Linked DNA regions of Homo sapiens: region 1 is linked to region 2. Evidence: chromatin contacts called from ENCODE Hi-C or POLR2A ChIA-PET data. All regions are on one chromosome and are shown on one strand. Each heading gives the region's core, a stretch centred on a gene start or an enhancer-like site at or near the end of the contact. The rest is flanking DNA. Distances are from core to core; before and after follow the strand shown. Region 1 overlaps LINC02037 (long intergenic non-protein coding RNA 2037). Region 2 overlaps LINC02028 (long intergenic non-protein coding RNA 2028).

Evidence for each region. Hi-C counts contacts between places; a loop is a spot of excess contacts on that map. ChIA-PET counts read pairs that join two places held with the same protein, here RNA polymerase II (POLR2A). Pooled maps may share reads with other maps.
Region 1: a loop to region 2 is called in a pooled map, with 4 times the contacts of the local background. The contact joins two enhancer-like sites. A Hi-C loop is called at or near these places in 2 of 168 maps with a recorded cell type or tissue (endothelial cell of hepatic sinusoid and endothelial cell of umbilical vein) and 6 of 50 pooled maps. POLR2A ChIA-PET finds 5 or more read pairs at or near these places in 1 of 52 experiments (endothelial cell of umbilical vein).

What each region holds. Positions count from the first base shown.
Region 1 is chr3:194,251,825-194,258,932 of GRCh38, forward strand. It overlaps LINC02037 (long intergenic non-protein coding RNA 2037), which reads left to right. Exons shown (of 4, transcript NR_125402.1): 3 at 3,407-3,532; 4 at 5,361-5,948. Among named protein-coding and RNA genes, the nearest start is that of LINC02036, 5.2 kb to the left of the region's middle. RefSeq lists a silencer at 3,916-3,965. Within about 2 kb of position 3,632, at least 17 of the 41 ENCODE cell types and tissues checked have a DNase peak (open chromatin) inside an H3K27ac peak, as active enhancers do.
Region 2 is chr3:194,055,210-194,062,004 of GRCh38, forward strand. The region is part of intron 1 of LINC02028 (long intergenic non-protein coding RNA 2028); the gene reads right to left. Among named protein-coding and RNA genes, the nearest start is that of LINC02028, 12 kb to the right of the region's middle. RefSeq lists enhancers at 1,734-2,679, 3,315-3,364. Within about 2 kb of position 3,247, at least 13 of the 41 ENCODE cell types and tissues checked have a DNase peak (open chromatin) inside an H3K27ac peak, as active enhancers do.

The sequences.
Region 1 (7,108 bases), core at 2,382-4,881, 200 kb after region 2:
ATTCCCAGAGTCCCACCCCTCCCTAAGTCCCTCCAGCCTTCAGATGGATCCAAAAGAACCCTTTCCTGGGAATCTACCGTGCACAAATGAGCCCTTGTTCTGGGTGCTGTGGGGAGGGGGAGGGGGGACCGGTGGTCAGAGACCAGTTGGATGTTGCCCCTGCCCCGGGGACATTCACAAGCCAGTGAAGGGATGAGCACGAAACCCCATGGGGACCCGGTCAGAAGATGCCAGGAGAGGGCACAAGCACCGGGTAGACTTTGGGAGGTCCAAGGCCAGGAAAGCATGTCCTACTGTGCAGATCAAGGCGCTCTGCACCAAGTGACCTGTCATGGAGAGGAACGGAATGGGTGGCACCAGCACCCGAAACACACTGCTACATGGGGCTGGCCCATGGATAGCCGCGCACCTCAGAGTGAGCAGTGCCAGAAGCCAGGTAGATTGGGGGTGGAGGGCTGGGGGAGAGACATGAGGCAGGAAGCAGTTAGGCACCAAAGCAGGAGTTTCTAGACCTTCGGTCAACAAAAATTCAAGGAGCACCTGCTTGCGCTAAGTGCTGGAAATGCAGTGATGCGTAAAACACAGAGCCCGCTTCGTGGAACTTAGCATCAAGAGAGAACACTTGACATGCAGACAGGCAATGCCAGTGTCGTGGGATGCGTGCTCCCCAGGAAATGGGCTAGGCATGTGGCACTGGGGGCACAGAGGGACCATCTAATTCAAACAGGAAAAGGGGAGGCTTCTGGAAGATGTGGACAAGAACCCAGGCTGTACGGGGAGCTCAGGAGAGCTGCCAGGTAAAGGGTAAGTGGCGGTGAAGGAGAGAGATGAGACTTAAGAGGTAAACAAGGGTCAGGCCATCCTGACAGGTCTCCCCTGGCTCACTCACTCTCACTCACATCTTCCATTCCGCAAATGGTACGAGCAACCATTTCACAGGTCCTGTGCTGGGTGCAGAGACTGCAACGGTGAGCAAAGCAGACATGGGTGGGTTGGACAAAGGTTGTAACTGGGAATGGAGAGAAACCGGTGGATTTGAGAGCTCACAAATCAACTGTATTTGGGCGATGGTGGTGACAGAGAGGAAATGATTTCAGATGATTCTCAGGTTTCTAGGTGGGTGCCTGGTTGGAAAAGGTGCCCCTTCCTGAGGAGGAAACACAGAAATGGCAGCATGTTGAGGGACCTAGGGGACATGCTGACAATGATGAGTCTGCATTGGTCTTGCTTGTTTGCAGGGCTGGGACAGGGGCTAGGTGGAAACTGATGGCCATCCAGATGAGAGCAGATCCCCAGATGAAGATACAGGGAGCAGTGGCAAGAAGGTGGCAAGAGATTGGCTGCCCAAACCCCAGTTAAGAGGAGTAGGGGTTAGGAAAGAATTCCAGCCCGAGCTGGGGATCTAGAGTGCTGAAGGCAAAAAGCCAGCCTATTCCAGGTGCCTCAGGTACCAGGATTGTGACAACAAAACAATGCCAGCCCCTTCTTGCTGGTGGACTGGTCAGGCCCAGCTGCAAAAACCCTCTGTCTGGATGAAGCTTGCACAGCGGAACACCACCAGCACCTACACGGCATATTCTCCTGTACGTTAGGCTTCCCCCACCACCACCACTAGATCCCACACAGCACTTGGCACAGGGTTGGTCAGATAGTAAGTGCTCAATTAATACTCTCCTGGGAGCAGATAGACTTTCAGCCAAAAGCAGGAGACTCCAGTGATGAATGCAGCATTAGACCCTTACTGGGCCCTCACTGAGTTGCCTTTGAATTGAATTGGAGCTGCTGGTCTCCTTTAACCACATTAGGAGAAAGCCCCATTTATTAAATACCTTCTCCCCGCCCTCCATAAAGATGGCAGTCTTCAGTGACAACCTTTAGTCTCTAGAGTTTAGGTCAGAGACTTCAGCTTACACTCTTTGAAACCCCAGGCATTTGACCTACAACTGGATTCCCTAAAATACTGCCATGTTGATGAAGTCCAGGCTGACTGTTTAAAATAAATACTCACATTCAGGCTGAAATTGAAGTCCGGGAACAAATGAGAACAGATAATCAATCAGAGATGGAAAGAAAGCATTTTCTGTGCTAACGTGGACCCCCTTGGGAGGGGCCTCATTTGAACAGGGAAGTTTCAGAAGCGTATACCAAAGAAAGACTATTTAATCAGCGAAGAGGACAACGTGGAAGGCAAACCTAGAGTGACTGGGTCATGATTTTTCCTGCTGAAAAGCAGGTGGATGCTCATAACATGGGGTAGATCTCATACAACAGGACAGAAAGGCTATGCGTGGCCAGCTGCAGGAGTGCCCTACTCAGAAGCACAGTCTCCTCCCCTGCACATCACGGTGCGTGTCCTGCACTGGCACCTCAGAGCCGCCACCCCTGCCATTCACTATGGCACAAGGCACAGCGTCAGGGCTCCTCCTTCAATCCCAGGGCCATCCTTACCCAGCAAGGCTCAGCTCGGCTGGTCTTCTAAGGCTGGCAACGAGGTAACTGAGAGGGAAGTGACTTGCCCCAGATCTCCAGTTTAATGGTGGCAAAGCTGAGATAAGAACCCTGGTCTCTGAGTCCAGCTCTGATGCTGCTCCCCATTTGTGCTGTGAAGAGGAACTGCAAGCAAACTCAAGCTCATCCATCTATGTTTCTCTCCAAACAGAAAATTCTTTATTCCTTGTCATCATCTCTATCACTCTCCAAGGAATAGATCTATCTTGAGTCATGATTAGGATGTATTTTGTGTATACAGAAAGAATATTAGAGAAACGACAATAGACAGAGGCGTGGATTCCACGGCATAAATACTTCACACTTCTGGTTAACTGCAAGTCAAATTTTGGCCTTGTTCAATTTATTTTAAGATAAAAACTAATCTTGTAAGCCAGACGAGGTGGCTCACACCTGTAATCCCAACACTTTGGGAAGCCAAGGCAGGCGAATCATTTGAGGTCAAGAGTCCAAGACCAGCCTGACTGACATGGTGAAACCCGGTCTCTACTAAAAATACAAAAAAAATTAGCGGGGCTTGGTCGTGCATGCCTGTAGCCACAGTTACTCGGGAGGCTGAGGCAGGAGAATCGCTTGAACCTGGGAGGCGGAGGTTACAGTGAGCCGAGATCACACCACCGCACTCCAGCCTGGGCAACAGAGCAAGATTCTGTCTCAAAAAAAAAAAAAAATATATATATATATATATATATATAATTTTTGTAATACATACCCTATTAAATGTATCACTGATTATTTTATTTTTAAAAATAAAAAAAATTAAGTATCACATAATTGGATTCACAAATAGATTTGCATTAAAATATTCAACTTAATATTTTCCATTTCAAAAACAATAAAGTAAATGGAAAAAGTATCTTAAAAAGAATCACAAAAATATCTCTTTATCTCTTTTCAGATGCTGGGTCTGGGACGGCTCCACTGGAACCTGAGATGACCTGAGGGTGTCCCAGTGATATAACATATGAGGAAAGCAGAAACAACTAAGAAATAGACTCTGAATGTGGCAGATTCTAGAACTGAGGTGAGCAGCCAGGACTTGCCTGACATGCCCACTGGGAGTACGGTGCTAGCAGCCTGAGAACAGAGCCCAGCCGCCACGCCACCAGGATGGGAGTGGGCCCGGCGGACTTCCTGCCTTTTGGTCAGACAGACTGCCTTCCTGAATTACTAGGTCCAGGAAGTGTGGTGACGGGGTGGGGGCGGGTGGAGAGGTTGCACGTGTCACTTACCACCCCCATACGGCCCTCTTCCTGACTGTCGCCTCCCTTCCTCGCTTACAGACCAGTTACTTAATCTGCCACATGACGAGATGGTATCTGGGATCTCTAACGGCTCTGAAATCCCACAATTCTATAACTGGTCTTAGACACAAGACCAGTAAGAGATAGGCGAACCCCGGCCCCGCCCCGCAGTTTGCTCCATGTGATACACAGTTCACACTGAGTGCTAGCAGTAGGGGAAGAAACAGTAGCTGCTCTGTGTTGAGCACTGAGCCTGCACTGAGCAAGGTGATGCGTGTTTCTAGGCATCGTCACATTCTGTGCCCATGTGGGTGCTCCTAGCACCAGTCAGAAGATAGAGCTTAAACAGGTGGAGTAAGTTGCCCAAAGGCCAGCCCCAGTTTCCCTGAATCTCATCATGCTGGACACTGGACTATTTCTGGAGGTTTAAGGCTGAGAAAATCTAAGTCTGTATCCCCTCACACTCCTCCTTACACTGGTGTCCCTGGGAGAAACCTCGACATTACTCCCAACCTCGCTTCTCCCCAAGAGCAGGATGATTTGTGTAACTCATGAGTTTGGGAGAAAACCCGCACCTGTGGGGCTCGATCCCTCTGCCTCTTGGAGCAGAAGGCGGCCTTCTGTGCTGGGCTCCGTCCTGGGGGAGGTCCGCAGCTGGCCATCTGCGCCAGGCCCTAGCAGATAATAAAGCTTATCTGTCCCAGGTGTGATGTATTAGCAAGCCTGCCTGGCCGTACCTCAAGCTGCATTTTCCTCCAATTTGCCAAGAAAGGGGACACTTTCTCTCAGTTGGTTCTGGACTCTGAAAGAAGAAAGGGTGTTGTTATTCATCCGGTTTCCTAGAGCCCCACCATATGGACACCTGGTGCAGCCCTGAAGGGAGGGATGGCAGCAGGTTTAGGGATGGAGACATCTCAGAGCCAGAAGAGACCTTCTAGCAGCCCAGCAGAAATATAATGAAGCCACACAGGTGACTGTAAATTCCCTAGCAACAATATTAACAAATAGAAGCAGGAAAAATTAATTATAGTAATACATTTTACTTAGTTCAATAGAGCAGATGATCATTTCAATATGTGCTCAGAGTGCAGTGTGGCTAACGGCTTCTGTCATGGACAGTACAGCCTTAGGGCCTCCTATGCCTGAGGGGGTCTGCTCCCTTTGACAATGTCCCAGTGCAAAGACTTCCAGGTGTGAAGAGGTCTCAACCTTCTGAATCACTCCATTTAGTGGTGGGCATTTCTGGTTGTTAGAAACACCTCATCCTCCATTGGTCTCCACCCCCACTCAACTTGCTTCCATCTCTCTGAGAGACAGTCAGAACGGAACACATTCCTCTAGAAAGGTCCTCAGTCTTTTCTGAAATGCCTATCTCCTGTCTTTCACAGGCTGCTGCCTCCCTGTGTCATTGCCTAACATTGGTATTCTTTGGTGGGACAAAGTTTTGGTGTTTTTCTCACTTGAGAATATTATATTTATAACAGTTGTGGACACATGTTGTTTTTTAACTACCCAGCATCCAGTCTTCCTAATTTAGAAGAACCCCAAAATAGGTGAAAAGTACAACCCCACCTCTGATCCCGCCTCTGACCCCGCCTCCTGTCACAGAGGCGGAAGAGGAGCAGATCTTCACTTTCCACACCTCAAGGTACTCAGCCAATCACCTGTTCATGCCTGAGATTGTGAATCCAATAGGAAAGTACAAGGACATGGAGATTGTCAGAGCTGTTGTATGATGGTGGCAGCAGAGTCAAGAGTCCAGCGGAGAGGCAGCAAGCATCCCAAGGATCCCATGACTGAGAACCAGCTTCTGTGGTTTAGAAGCAAGGCGCCAACTGGTATGAGAAGCACAGACAGATGGTGCCCTGGGAACACTGGCTGTCACGTGCTGGAGGAGGTTCCTCAGCAAGTCACCTTCCCTCCATGGGCCTCTGTTGGAAAGAAGGCATCAAGATCATTCCAGCTATGATTCCTGAGCTTTTAATATATTCTTTCTGATGATTAAGAAATATATCTGTCGAGCATGGCAGCTTACGCCTGTAATCCTAGCACTTTGTGAGGCCGAGGCGGGTGGATCATGAGGTCAGGAGTTCAAGACCAGCCTGACCAACATGGTGAAACCTCGTGTCTACTAAAAATACAAAAATTAGCCGGGTGTTGTGGTGTGTGCTTGTAATCCCAGCTACTCGGGAGGCTGAGGCAGGAGAAACACTTGAACCCGGGAGGCGGAGGTTGCAGTGAGCTGACATCACGCCACTGCCCTCCAGCCTGGGTAACAGAGTGAGACTCCATCTCAAAGAAAAAAAGAGATATATCTGCATGTGACATGGAAAGAGGCTCAGAATATCAGACATTTTACTACAGATCTTGAAAACAGCTCTCCAAAACTAACTCCAGATCCACCCTGGGGTTCTCAACTCCACATGGTTTTCTAAAATTGAGACCAAGACTAAGATGAAGAGCTATGCCTCGCCCTGATGCTGCCAGGACTACTGTTCCCATGACTACCTTGAGGTGCAGGCTGAGACCCTGGGTGTCTGTGGTGGCAGAGTACAGCAGAGGAGTTGGAGTCAAAGCAGTTTGGATCCTCATCCCAGCTGGGCCTCCTGATGTTGGAGGGCCCTGGACAAAGGGTTTTCATTTGCTGGGTCTCAGTTCTCCACATGGACAACAATGCACTGTATGAGTTTTAAGGTTCTTTTCAGCTCTGACTCTCTGTGAGTCTGAATCCAGTAGGAGCTATTATTTCCTTGATTCCTCCTTACTGTTTTGTTCCCTTCTTCTCTGGTTTCTGTATTAAAACTTTATATGTTTATGAATGGATAATCAAAATGTGGTATATCCATATCATGGAATATTATACAGCCATGAAAAGGAATGAAGTACTGATGCATGCTACAACATGGATGAACCTTAAAAACACTAGGCTAAGTGAAAGAAGCCAGTCTCCAAAGACCATATGTGGTATGATTTCATTGATATGAAATGCTCAGAATAGGCAGATTTGTAGTGACAGAAAGTACATTAGTGGCTGCCTAGGGCTAGGAAGAGATGAGGAGTGACTCTCAATGAGTACAGGATTTCTTTTGGAAGTGATGAAAATGTTCAAAAATTGATTGCAGTGATGGCTGTACAACTCTGTGAATATATGAAAAACCCTTGAATTATACAATTGAAATTGGTGAATTGTATGGTATATGAATTGTATCTGAATAAAGCTGTTAAAAAAACGGGGAAGAAGTTTAAGAGAAATCCAATATATTTTAAAGCTCTGCTCATGGCATTGGAGGTTAGCCTTGAAAATTAAATCCACTCACAGTCCAACAATTCTATGTTGTTTGGGTTTTTAAATTTTT
Region 2 (6,795 bases), core at 1,997-4,496:
AAGAGAACTATTTCCCAGGCCACAGCTTTAACAAGGCCATGCTTCCTAATTACTGGTTTTCTCCTAATTAAATAAAAAAGGGGGGGAGGTAACCAGTGATTACCCCACCTTATAATACCACCTTCCATTTATATGCGTCTGTCTTCAGAGAAGCTCAAAGTGCTTTGTATATTATTGCATATTTTTCCCTCGTAACATCCTTGAGATTCCTAGGGGTGCTTATTATCATACCATTTTACAGCTGGGAAAAGAGGTGCTGGCTGAGGTGAAGCAAAGTGTCCAAGTGCCCTCACTAGCGATGATTAGTATTCTGAAGCTCCTCTAAGAAACCCCTATACGTTTAGAAATGAAGTCAGCTCCCGGGAGATAAACTAGGCTAAAGCAACACATAAATAATGGTTATTTATTGCAAACTTTACAATAGTAATTAACACTGTTTAATTCTCACAACAGTCCTATGAAACAGACACTCTTACACTCATCATGAGGACAATGAGATTCAGAGAGGGAAAGTTACTTGCTTAGAGCTGCATAATAATATTAGGTTAGTACAAAAGTAATCGCGTTTTGGCATTACTTTCAATGGCAAAAACCATGATTACTTTTGCACCAAACTAATAATAGTTGTGACAATAGTAAAAGCAGAAACTAATATTTATTGAGCACTTGCCATGGGCCAGGCATTTTAGACTTACTAACACTTTAAGTTCTTACAACACCTTCTGAAGTAGGTGTTAGTATTATCACCATTGTGCTGATGACAAGACTGAAGCACAGAAAAGTTAAGTAACCTGCCCAAGGTCACATAGCAAGTAAGTGGCAGAGCCATACAGGAACCCACAAAGGGTCTCACCATACCAGTTTACCCACCTGAAGGAATATTGTACTCTTAAGGTTGGCCTGGGGATACTCAGACAGTCAGGATGATGCATGGGTACCCCCAGGACACCCTGTGGGTGCACTTTGTTTTTTGTTTGTTTGTTTGCTTTTGAGACGGAGTCTCACTCTGTCGCCAGGTTGGAGTGCAGTGGCACAATCTCAGCTCACCGCAACCTCTGCCTTTCGGGTTCAAGTGATTCTCCTGCCTCAGCCTCCCAAGTAGCTGGGACTACAGGCATGTGCCACCACGCCCGGCTAATTTTTGTATTTTTAGTACAGATGGGGTTTCACCATGTTGGCCAGGATGGTCTCGATCTCTTGACCTCGTGATCCACCCACCTCAGCCTCCCAAAGTGCTGGGATTACAGGCGTAAGCCACCGCGCCCGGCCTAGATGCACTTTCAGTACCCCTGCTGTGTGCTGTGTGGGTGGGTACTGAGTGGGCGGCGGGAGGGGCACAAAGCTCTTCCTGCCTGACTCAGGCAACTGTGCTGGGTACTTTTTGCTGATATAAAATGGCGCTGTAGGAGCTGTTAGCACAAAGGTAATGGAATCCAAGAGGAAGAATTAGCCAAGAGAGACGTTCAGACCAGTGGGAAGCGAAGCTGGTGTGGCGCGTGTTTGGGGGAGGGCACACATCTTGCTTTTCCACGTGCCAGAGAAGGGAGCTCTCAAACCATCCTAGAACTTTGGTCTTCACTGCTCTCTCCCCAGAAGCATCCTCTAAGGACTCGTTCTGTGCCCACACCTCCATACAAAGAAACAAACTAGACAGGGACAAATTCTGACTCCTCGACAGTCTAGCCAAACCTGTTCATCAACAAACTGGCCTGCTGGATGCAGACTTCACTGTTTCAGGGCAGGAGTTCCCCCAAGTGCCTGGCATACTTCCTGGGGCATCCAAGGCAAGACCTGGCCCCTGCCTCAACCCTCATGCCGTGGGTCCCTCTCTTTCTCACACCTCTCTCCTCTCTCTTCAGACCGACCCTGGGAGCCAACTGCCTGCCATCGGCCTCTCCTGTCCCTGCCTGCCCTGTCCCTTTCCAACAGGCAATAGATGAGGTTGCCAGGGAGCCCCTCTTGAGAATGGCGGCATGAGAGTCAACAAGCTGCCAGCACGTGTCCAAAACGGACAGCAAGTACTTAGTTCCTGGTGAGTGCTGGGTGTGCCACCCCGGGGTCCCAGCACTTTCTGACCAAAACAGAGCATTTAAGAAGGTCCTGGCCAGGTGTGATGGCTCACGCCTGTATCCTAGCACTTTGGGAGGCCGAGGTGGGCGGATCACCTGAGGTCGCGAGTTCGAGACCAGCCTGACCAACATGGAGAAACCGCGTATCTACTAAAAACACACACAAAATTAGCCGGGCGTGGTGGTGCATGCCTGTAATCCCATAGTCCCAGCTACTTGGGAGGCTGAGGCAGGAGAGTCGCTTGAACCTGGGAGGCGGAGGTTGCAGTGAGCCGACTCCAGCCTCGGCAATTAAAGCAAAACTCCTTCTAAAAAAAGAAAAAAAGAAAAGAAAAGAAAAAAGAAAGTCCTCACTTGCCATGTCTGACTTCCAGATTTCCCAGCGTTTCCTTCTCCACTTTCTTGAGGTTCGTGGCTTGCAAAGGTTAGGAGCACTGGCTCTGGAGCAAGACCGCCTAAATGTAAACCCAACCCAACCATTTGGAAGCTGTGTGATTCTGAGGAAGTTGTTAAACCTCTCTGGGCCTTCTTTGGTGCCTGTTAGGCAGAAATAAGAATTCCTATGTCATAGAATTGTTGTGATGATTAAATGAGTTATTACATTTAAGTGATTAGAACCGTGCTTAGCACAGAGGAAGCACTCAAAAGTTAACTACTATTAGTGATGTCTAAACTTTTTTCCCCAGGGAAGGATCAATGCATTTATCTGAGTCAAGTTCAACTTTGCACTCCAGTCCTTCAGGCAGGTAGAGAGGTATCTGAATCATGTGAAAACCGTTACCGGTTTGGGGGCGAATATCAGGAAGGAGATTTAGCCCTTAGAGATTTAAGGGCTTAAAGAGCCTCAGTCCCTGTTGACCACATAACATCTGCAGAAAAGAAAAAAAGAAGGAAAGAGCGCTGAAGGACCCACCCAGGGAGGAGGCTGAGCCGCGCTCCCTCTAGCCTCCCCAGAGGTGCATTCGTTAGGTTCCCGCCCCGGCCCCAGCCCCAGCCCCAGCATCAGCTCCGGTTCCTCTGCAGACGTTCAGCCCCTTCGGAAATGTAAAACCCGGGAAGCGAAAGCTGCGGCGACCTCCCAGAGCCTCTCAGGCACGCGGCATCTCTCCCCACCGGCAGCGCCTTGAAATACCAAAGGCCTAGCCAAAGATGGAACCGTTTTGTTGGGAGCTCGGGTTTCCCCCGCCGCGAGGCTGAGCCGGTGGCGCAGCTGCTCAAAGGTCACGCCCGAGACACGTCCGCACAAGCCCGGGTGGCGGGGCGGGCAGCGGGGAGAGAAGAGGGGAGTGGGGAGGGGGACGGGGGCAGGGGGGAGGGGCGCCACCTTCTCCAGGGCCCTGCGGGGTGGGCTCCCATCTTCATCTCGCAAGCATCCAACCCGGGGAGGTGGCTTTCCTCTCCCTACTAAGATTTTATTTTTGCAAAACAAAAGGGATGCCAAAAAAGCAAAAGTTCCTAAATGAAAAGAAAATGCTTCTTTAAAAATGCTAATTGTGAGCTTTTTATTATTGTTTTGGAATTTCAACTGATGGCTGAAAATCTAAATTTGGCCACAGGAAACCTGGATCCAGTTAACCTTGAGAAGTTAAGTCTTCATTTTCTATTAAGTAAAATATTTGGGTTTGAATGCTTAGAGCCCTCTGCTTATGATAAAAATAGAGGCACTGAGCAGTTTAACCACCTGTGTTTTCCTTGGATCGCATATTTTCCACAGTAAACAAGAAAACACAGATTGGAAATCCATTCATTCCTTCATAAGAGTGCTTCAGTTGGGGTTTATTTGTGTTTTCAATCAATAGAAACCAAAAACAACCTTTGCAGGGTTATGATATTTCATGCAAAGAAGCTCCAAGAAGCTCTTTTTATCCCCTCTGCAGCTATTTCTACATAAATCCCCAGATTTTTTTAACGCAGTTAATAATTATAATTCCATTTAGTTTTCTGAGCACATACTACATGTTTTACCTGCTGTCATCTCATTTGTGATAACACTTGGAGAGTAGTTATTCTTAATTCTTATTTGCCAGATGAGAAGACAGGCTCAGAAAAAATAAGCAGTAGCTAATAAGGGACACAGCCTTTACATCTGAGAGCTACAAAGCTGTGCTGATTCCACCACCAGAAACCATTTCCAGTGTTTAAATATTACTAAATAAATAGACGGTTAGATTCATGGACAGGAGTTTGTTCTTTTAATTCCCAAGCTTGCTCTTTAGGTGACAGGCATACAGTGGAAGACAAGTTTCTGGCCAGGATAATACTATATAGCATTACTAAGCCTCTGAGCCTCAGTTTCCCTTCTCCAAAATGAGACATATATTTAAGGTATATATCCAGCTCTGACATCCAGAGACTTATTCGAAATGAAAAGCTTAGGCTCAGGCCGGGTGTGGTGGCTCACGCCTGTAATCCCAGCGCTTTGGGAAGCCAAGGCGGGTGGATCACCTGAGGGCAGGAGTTTGAGACTAGCCTGGCCAACATGGTGAAACCCCGTTTCTACTAAAAATACAAAAATTAGCTGGGCATGGTGGTGGGTGCCTGTAATCCCAGCTACTCGGGAGGCTGACATGGGAGAATCACTTGAACCAGGGAGGCAGGGATTGCAGTGAGCCAAGATCGCACCACTGCACTACAGCCTGGGTGACAAGAACGAACCTCCATCTAAGAAAAAAAAAAAAAGCTTAAGCTCTTTGGTCCATCACTGGCATGGCATAGTATTAATCACCCCTTTCCTGACTCCCTGCTTCTATTCATCTAACTCTGTGGTTCTCAACGTTAAAATCTCCTGGAGGAGCTTTTAAAAATACAGATGCTTAGGCCTCGCAGCCAGAGATTCTGCTTTCATTGGCTTGAAGTATGGCCCAGGCCTCAGCATTTTTCAAAAGCTCCCCAGGTGAATGTGTAGCCAGGGTTGAATATTGATCTAACCTAGTGAACGACTCCAGTTTCATCCACCCCAGCTGTGCTTTTATAAATGTAGTTACCATAACTGGAATTACTTTTTATAAAATCCAATAAGACTAGCGCTACCAGAGTCAATCTCAAAACAGATGTGAGCTTTCACTCTATTTAATTGTGTATTTTGCTTAAATAAGTTAAGGTGTCTCACCAAAGCTTCAAAATGCTGTTAAGTGTATGTGTGTTTGTGTGTGTGTGTGTGTGTGTTTGTGTGTGTGTGCGTGTGTGTTGTTGCTGATCCTTTCCTAAGGGACAGAGACAGAATAGTACTATAAGAACCAGAAGGTTCTAGGTCAATCTGATCCAATAATTGATTGGCCAAGTGAAATAAATCACATAAAATATTTATTTAACCCAGGGATAATGCCCATTCTTTGGAACTGGCTTGTGTTAGACCCAGCCTAAGAGACTGGTCTGAGCTGGAGGTGGTAGAAGTATGAAAGTCAGGATAAGAGGTCAGGCCGGAGCCATTTGAATCCCCAGTGGCTCTAGGCTATTTTATGTACGATTAGTCTCTCATGTTGGCATCTATGAGAGATGTCAAACTTTCCAAGGCACTCCATCTAAATGTGATCCAATGACATAAGTGCCCAGGGAAAGCCCAAACACTCTTATCAATCAAAAAAGATTTAGTTTTCCTATATAGAAGGATCTACTGATTTCTTGATATACAGAAGAAATCTAGCGTTTGTTTTGTAAGTAAATGTCTATAATATTTTAAATGTTCATTAAACGTAAGCTTCTGCTTTGCTGGTTTGCATGACCCTAAGGGACCCATCTCCCCACTGCCACATCATGCACACACACAAACCTCACATACACACTTCACTGAAGTTTTGGGTTTTACATATGCATATACAGGTACTCATACACACCCCCCCCACACACACACACAGTGTCATGTGGTGCATAACAACGTTTCAGTCAACGATGAACTTCATATATGAAGGCAGTCCCATAAGATTATAACACCATATTTTTAGTGTACCTTTTCTATGTTTACATATGTTAAGATACACAAATACTTACCATTGAGTTATAAGTGTCCACAGCATTCAGTGGATGACATGCTGTACAAGTTTGTGGCCTGGGAGCAATAGGCTGTACAATATAGCCTAGGTGTGTAGTAGGCCATACCATCCAGGTGTGTGTAAGTGCCCTCTATGGTGTGTTCACACAATGATGAAATCACCTAACAATGCATTTCCCAGAACGTATCCCCATCCTTAAGTGGCGAATGACCATGTATATAAATGGAAGCAAGCATGTAGTTTCACTCAGCCTCTGGTGACATGTTTAAGGTGAATGAAACACTACCTTTGGTGTTAGTTGACACTGTGGTCGGAACAGTGATTTCTCCAAACATCTTTGGTATGGACTGATATTCAAACAGGTCAAGCAATGCTGGGGACCTTTGGCCTTTACCTGTTACTTATAAATAATCTCAACCATACAAAACAGACAAAAGATTTTACTTAATGACTTAATGTAAAAATGCATGAAATTGCTTGCATGTTAAACTGCTGTGTTTCCCCTTGGCCATAGAAAGATTAACATTTCTGTTTGGGGAATGGTTTTGATCTTGCCTTCCAGCCACAGTATTTACATTCCAGTAAAGTTCATCTGGATTAGTTAATATTCACATGAATGAATATGCAGCCCCAGATCATGTTCTTAAATAAAATTAAATCCAAAGAAGGTGGGGAGACTTATTCTAATAAACTAAAGATGAAAATCACAAAAAGATGCAGAAATACTTGCTAATGTA